3 separate regions of the Homo sapiens genome follow, and regions 2 and 3 are each linked to region 1. Evidence: chromatin loops called from intact Hi-C (ENCODE). Cell type or tissue: GM12878. All regions are shown on one strand.

Region 1 (2,500 bases):
TAAAGCCATAAAAACCCTAGAAGAAAACCGAGCTAATTCCATTCAGGACATAGGCATGGACAAAGACTTCATGACTAAAACACCAAAAGCAATGGCAACAAAAGCCAAAATTGACAAATGGGATCTAATTAAACTAAAGAGCTTCTGCACCACAAAAGAAAGTATCATCAGAGTGGACAGGCAACCTACAGAGTGGGAGAAAATTTTTGCAATCTATTCATCTGACAAAGGGCTAATATCCAGAATCTACAAGGAACTTAAATTTACAAGAAAAAAACAACCCCACCAAAAAGTGGGCTAAGGATATGAACAGGCACTTCTCAAAAGAAGACATTTATGTGGCTTCAACATTTATGTTGAACAAACATGAAAAAAACCTCATCATCACTGGTCATTAGAGAAATGCAAATCAAAATCACAATGAGATACCATCTCATGCCAGTTATAATGGCAATTATTAAAAAGTCAGGAAACAACAGATGCTGGAGAGGATGTGGAGAAATAGGAACGCTTTTACCCTGTTGGTGGGAGTGTAAATTGGTTCAACCATTGTGGAAGACAGTGTGGTGATTCCTCAAGGATCTAGAACCAGAAATACCATTTGACCTAGCAATCCCATTACTGGGTATATACCCAAAGGATTATAAATCATTCTAGTATAAAGACACATGCACACGTATGTTTATTGCAGTACTGTTCACAATAGCAAAGACTTGGAACCAACCCACATGCCCATCAATGATAGACTGGATAAAGAAAATGTGGCACATATACACCATGGAATACTACGCAGCCATAAAAAAGGATGAGTTCATGTCCTTTGCAGGGACATGGATGAAGCTGGAAACCATCATTCTTAGCAAACTAACACAGGAACAGAAAACCAAACGCTGCATGTTCTCACTCATAATTGGGAGTTGAACAATAAGTACACATGGACACAGGGAGGGGAATATCACACACCAGGACCTGCTGGGGGTTGGGGGGCTAGAGGAGGGATAACATTAGGAGAAATACCTAATGTAGATGAGGGGTTGATGGGTGCAGCAAACCACCACGGCATGTGTATACCTATGGAACAAATCTGCACTGTCTGCACATGTATCCCAGAACTTAAAGTATGATAATTAAAAAAAAGAACTTCTGTTTTATTAACTGCTTGGCACCTAGTAGGTACACAGTAAACATTTGTTGACTGAATAACAAACTTTATTCTGAAAAACTAGAAAAAAAGGAATTTTGGAATTTTATATTTTATCAACTGTTGAACATGAACATTTATTAAATTTTATGATGCAATTTAAAACACAGTAACTCTAGCAAGAGATAGGTGCTTATCCTGAAAGTAAAAAGTGTAGCAGAGAATATGGAAGGATAAATATTATTGGTAGAACCTGGTCTGCAATTAGAATTTTCCTGGAGTTTCACAGGGTTCTCCAGCTTGAAAGGACAAAAAGCAGAAGTTGGGATCTGGAGCATAGTGGGCTCCACCCTCAGCCATCTCTGTGCCCAGCACATTGGAGATGCAGCCAGCTAGCCACTGGGTGTCACTGTTCTCTCATGCTCCTCAGTCTGGGTGTCCTGCCAGGTCTCCTTAAGCATGAATATGCAATGTCCTGGTTTACAGCCATGACAGAGGGCACAGACTCACCTGTACAGGCCTTCTCAATATGGAATCACATACTGTTCCTACATAAAATTGATTTTCGGTTCTGAGCAGCACAGAAAGGTTTGAAGAGATGAGTGGTCTCAAGTGCGGCTCTTAGCTTTAGTCTCAGCCCTAAAACGGCGCTCAGGAGTAGGAACACAGCTGCCAGGACATTTCCCTGTCACTCAAGAGCTGATAGGCTTTTTTTCAGGTCCAGACCTACAGGCAAGGACTGGAAATCATTTGGGTTTCACAGCTGGTTTGGATGATATTCAACAATAACACCAAAATTCTTCCATTAAAGAACAAAACAAAAAAATAGGAATTGAAAAACAAGGGTCGGTGACCAGTTTGTGTCGAAACATGCCAGCTGCTCTTACTTTGAATGAAATTATTTGCAGCACAAGGTTACAGCTCGCCTGGGAAGTTTATCTTCAGCCAGTCTCATTAAGATCTCCCAACCTGCACGCAACACCTGTTTGTCTCCATTACTTATCCACCATATAAATATAATAAATAGGTGAGTTGCTATGGATTGCTTAATTGTGGTCTGCTCCCTCCCCTTGGAGCCTTGTTCACACTTATTGATTTCAAGGCATGAATAATCCTCAGAAACTTGCTCCACTCTGATTGGGAGTATTTCCTTTAAAATTCATTTATTCAGGCCAGACCCTGTGGCTCATACCTGTAATCCCACTTTGTGAGGAAAAGGTGGGAGGGTTACTTGATCCCAGGAGTTTCAGACCAGCTTGGGGCAACATGGTGATAACTCATCTCTACAAAAAATACAAAAATTAGCTGGGTGTGGTGGCACATGCCTGTGATCCCAGCTACTCAGGAGGCTGAGGTGGA
Region 2 (2,500 bases), 570 kb after region 1:
GGAACGCCACTCCTTCTCCATTCTCTCCCTATCCCATGCCTTGTCCTCTGGGCATTGGAGATGGATTCTCACTATCACGCCAAACATACCCCACACCTCCACCTCTGTGTTTCCTCTACCTGAAATTCCCCTCATACTTGTCAAATCTCTATCCCACCTTCTGCCGCCATCAAAATCCCATAAGGTCCATCTCGATCACTCCTCAATTCTCCAACACCCTAAGGCAGAAGCAATGTCTTTTTTTGCTGGACATTTTATGTATTCCTTTTATTATATAACTTATACAACTTTGTCACCACCTTTGGACATTTCATCCCACTGCCTCCCCTGCTCCTGTGCCTCCCACAGGCTCTGCCATATTCCCCTGCTCAGCGTAGAGGGTCCTCAGTAGATGCTGGGGACATGAACTAAGTTGAATGGTAGGATTATAGGAATAGAAAATACTGCAGTTAATAATAAGATCATTTTTAATAAAATTTTTCTCTAGATTCATGAGCATATTTTCTTCTAGCCCTTGACAGAACGAACAATGGAAATGTATTGTTCATAGGTATGTACTATATCGGGTATGCATGAACACTGGCATGTTTGCCATTCTCTTTCAACCTGGGGGCTTAAATTTTCCTTTGCACCAGGCCACTGCCATCTAAGCCCTGCAGGATTTGGGGACCAGATGAGTCCTTGTATGACATCTGATAGTAAGTATTTATTTTATTAACAAACGAGGCCACAAAGAATGTGACCAGTTGAAAACAGAGTTTGGTTTCTTCATGTCTCTCCTTCACCATAGGGATTTTGTCTCTTTCATTGTAGCACTTAGCATAGAGTCCATATCCAACAAGTATTTGAAAATATTTTCTTCCTACTCTTTCATGTTATCTTCATTCAATAGTGAGGGTTTATAATTTTTCCTCCCTTCTTTCCTTCCTTCCTTCCTTTGGAGTTTATTGTGTTGACTTTTTTTTTGCTATCGTTGCGAACATTGGAATATGAGATGACACCCAGGCAGTGCCAGGGCCGAGCAGTGTGTTAAGTATGGCTTCTATTTTGTGAGCTCACACTGCCCTCTCCTGGCCTCTGGGTAGATCTTAAAACTTCACTCGGATTGCAGCACAAAACACATTCCAGCAGGCAGAGAAAGAATGATAATAAATGGGACACAAAATCCTTCCAATATTAATAATCTAATCATTTCAAATTTTAAAAACTATTTGGCTCTACTCTCTATGCTTTTGGTAATTCCAAGCACTTGAAAATATCTATAAAATTCAAAATTCTTAACATTGTCTTTCCATTTTATTTATTTATTTATTTTTTGGTGGAAAGCTTGTTATAATATCTTGAATAAAATGTGGTCCTGGGCCGGGCAAGGTGGCTCACATCTGAAATCTCAGCACTTTGGGAGGCCAAGGCAGGAGAATCACGAGGTCAGGAGTTTGAGACCAGCCTGGCCAACATGGTGAAACCCCGTCTCTACTAAAAATACAAAAAATTATCTGGGCATGGTGGTGGGCACCTGTAATCGCAGCTACTCTGGAGGCTGAGGCAGGAGAATCTCTTGAACCCAGGAGGCGGAGGTTGCGGTGAGCCGAGATTGCACCACTGCACTCCAGCCGGGCAGCAATGCGAGACTCCGTCTCAAAAAAAAAAAAAAAAAAAAAAAAGAAGGTGGTCATGATATTTGATATTTTAGTAAGATGTTTTTGTTTTTGCTTACTTTCTAGTTCTACTTAAGGCTTTTGGTGGTGGTGGTTTGTTTTGTTAGCAAGTGATGTGCAGTCATGTCCAGGCTCTGCCACTCACTAATTAGGTGATCAGGATCTAGGACAAGTCATTTCAACCCTCAGCCTTAGTTCCTTCATCCAGATGTGGCTGTAGAAATACCTACCCTATCTTCCTCACTAGAAATGATAGAAAGATCAAATGAAATATTTTATGTGAAGGCATTTGGAAAACTCTAAGATGCCATACTCATATGAACTATGATGATTATTTCTAGATTTTACAAAAAGACAACTTAACAAAAGATACTAGGTGTTATAATGCCAGGTGAAGTGCAATTGTATTAAAAAGACTTCACTTTTAAACATTAAAAAATTTTAAAGATATATGAATCTAGAAAATATTCTTTGTTTCCTTCCCAAAAACTTCTTAGAATAATATAGAAAATGACACTTTCCTGAGGAATTTTTTTGTATATTATTAGCAAAGGGCAGAATATTGGATTAAAAATCCAGAAAGCCCTGTAATTCTATGTTTTTAAAGCATAGGAATAATCTATCTAATGACAGTATATAGTCTTTAAATAGGTCTTATATCTTCAAAATAAAAATAATAAAACCTCCATTAATACAAAAATAACAAAATTATACAAAAATTAACTCAAGATGGATGAAAGACTTAAATGCAAAACCCAAAACTATAAAATTCTAGAAGAAAATCTAGGCAATACCATTCAGGACATAGGCAGGGGCAAAGATTTCATGATGAAAACGCCAAA
Region 3 (2,500 bases), 200 kb after region 1:
TTGTCTTCCTTTTCTCTTACACGGAAAATCTTGATTCCTACCAACATTAATATAGTTACCTATTTGCTTTGTCCTATAATGTGTATAAACTAGTTAAAAAATATAAAATCCAAATGAAAATTACTCAGTGAAGTTAAAACAATGTTACAGTTCTTTTTGTCATTAATCCTACTAAGACTTTATAGCTAACATAAAGGTAACCAGATATAATTCTTTCTTCTGTAAGGTCATGTTACCACCTTCATGATATTCCATTAATGTGTTAATTTCAGTTTATTTTTATGTTGGGAATTGATTGTTTTCTTTTTAGATTAATTTTATTTTTTGAAAGTGTAAAACAGGCACATAGAAGGGAACAACACACACTGGGGCCTATCAGAGGGGGGAAGGTGGGAGGAGGGAGAGAATCAGGAAACTAATGGGTACTAGGCTTAATACCTGGATGATGAAATAATCTGTCCAACAAAACCCCATAACACAAGTTTACCTATATAACAAACCTGCACATGTACCCCTGAGCTTAAAAATAAAAGTTAAAAAAGAAAATATAGAACATTTGTAAGATTCCAAATGTAAAAGGTTTATATGATTCTGAAGTCGTATGTAACACACCATTCAGAAAAGTCTTGCTTCCATCACTAACCCTTCCCCCATTCTCTCTCTCCCCGTGCACGTAATCACTTTCAAATACATTTAATTTAAATTTCCAGTATCTCATTTTGAAAATATAAACATGTATGTGTGTACTTATGCATATTCTTAAATGGAAAAAGCAAGATAAGTTTTGTGCATGCTATAATGCTAACTTTCATGTAAGAAAAGAGGAAAATACTGTATCTTCTATGCCCAAAATGAATAATGCTAGTCATTTTTCAGTTCCCTAAATCAGCAATGATGAGGGTTGCAATAGAAGGTGAAGCAATTAAATTGAAGTAACTGTTGGTAATTCAAACAAAAGATTCATCTTGCATTAATTACCTGAACTATTTGAATTTGTGTTGTAGTCTGTATTTCTATTTGTTTTCTGCTCCTAAAATTGAGTTTCTATTTACCATAAGCAATACTATATTTACTTTACATGTCTTTATAATGCTTGAATTATTTCAGACAAATTTACTTTCTCTTTGCCTCAGTTTCCAAATGTTGGATTGGACAAGAGGTGACCTTTTAAGTCGTCTTTCAGCTTTAGCATTGTTCTAAGCGAGCTGTCTTCACCCTTGTAATAGCTGCCATAATCCACTAGATGTCAATGCAACATAGCAACCTATTTTGGGCATTTAAGCCTCTATATCCTAGGTTTAAAACCAGGAGAAAATTAGAAAATTTTATTGATCTGTTATTTATTTTTGTTAAAAGTACAGTACTCTCTTAAAAAAGATAATACGTAATCCTGTTCTACCTAAAAGAATATAAACAACTCCAATAGAATTAATATTTTCACAGGTATCATTTTTCCAGTGCTTAAGTTGAAAAATTCAGTTTTCAAATCAACATGTATAGACTATTCCCTATAAGAGTAGTGGAATACAGAATTGAAAAAAATTTTTTAGTCATTGTATAACATTGTAAGATTTGGCATATTTAGGAGAAAAGAACGAAATTTGTTCAATATAATCCCAGATAATGGTGATCGTTGTCAAAATGGTATGATGTTTAGAGCTAAATTGTTTCTTTAGTGTGAAATTATTTATTACATTATTAATTTAATAATCTTCTTGACAGATTTTTAAGTCCCTCATGAAAAATTCAGAATTATTCTGCAAAGAAAAATGACATTATTTCTCCTCCTTGAAAAAAAGAGATGAAATAAATTTTAATACAGAATGATGTTATGTTTACATCGTAACATTGGAAAAAGTGGTTTATTTTTTCATTAAAACTTTAAATGTATCAGGGAGAGGAAATTGCTGGTGTTGCAAGGTTGTCAGTTTTTAAAAATTCTACCTTTTGCTTATGTTCCATTATAAATAATATGCTTAACATGTTTGGATTTCAAGGGCATTTTTTTTCTCTCTCTCTCTCTTTTTCTCTCTCTCAGCCTATAATTTTTCCTATCCAGGGATTGTGAAACCTAGGAAATGCCCAACAGTAAAAGGAATAATGCGAGTCATTTCTCAGTTCCCTAAATCAGCAATGATCAGGGTTGCAATAGAAGGTGAGGCAAATAAATTGAGATAACTGTTGATAATTCAAATAAAAGATTCATCTTACATTAATTACCTGAACTATTTGAGTTTATGTTGTAATCTCAAATGTAAACTGCTGATAAGAAAGTTTTCAATGTCGAATTATTTACTTTCATTAAAGTCAGAATAGTAATCTATACTCAGTAAGATTAGTTTCTATCTGCTTCAACAAATCGAAGTCTATATTTTTCATTTTTTCTTTGTCAACCTATGTCTAATTATGGTATTTCTTTAGAAGCAGAATTACTTAAGAACTATGAAATTTTTGAGATAATTGTCAATTTCCTTTCCTAAAATTAAGATCAATTTACAGT

The links. Peaks named below come from ENCODE experiments on the same cell type or tissue, not always from the same donor. Only the 100,000 strongest peaks of a DNase experiment are listed, where the experiment ranks them.
Region 2: a loop joins it to region 1, with 6 times the contacts of the local background. A loop is called at or near these places in 47 of 110 quality-filtered maps.
Region 3: a loop joins it to region 1, with 3 times the contacts of the local background. A loop is called at or near these places in 5 of 110 quality-filtered maps.

The regions. Positions count from the first base shown.
Region 1 is chr6:137,075,174-137,077,673 of GRCh38, forward strand. No RefSeq gene overlaps it. Among named protein-coding and RNA genes, the nearest start is that of IL20RA, 31 kb to the left of the region's middle. RefSeq lists an enhancer at 1,473-1,682. In GM12878, a CTCF peak has its summit at 1,540 (motif pointing right); a DNase peak (open chromatin) is centred at 1,578; H3K27ac peaks cover 358 bases.
Region 2 is chr6:137,640,623-137,643,122 of GRCh38, forward strand. No RefSeq gene overlaps it. Among named protein-coding and RNA genes, the nearest start is that of LINC03004, 24 kb to the right of the region's middle. RefSeq lists an enhancer at 950-999. In GM12878, a CTCF peak has its summit at 1,072 (motif pointing left); a DNase peak (open chromatin) is centred at 1,033.
Region 3 is chr6:137,270,539-137,273,038 of GRCh38, forward strand. No RefSeq gene overlaps it. Among named protein-coding and RNA genes, the nearest start is that of IFNGR1, 52 kb to the left of the region's middle. In GM12878, a CTCF peak has its summit at 1,232 (motif pointing right); a DNase peak (open chromatin) is centred at 1,231.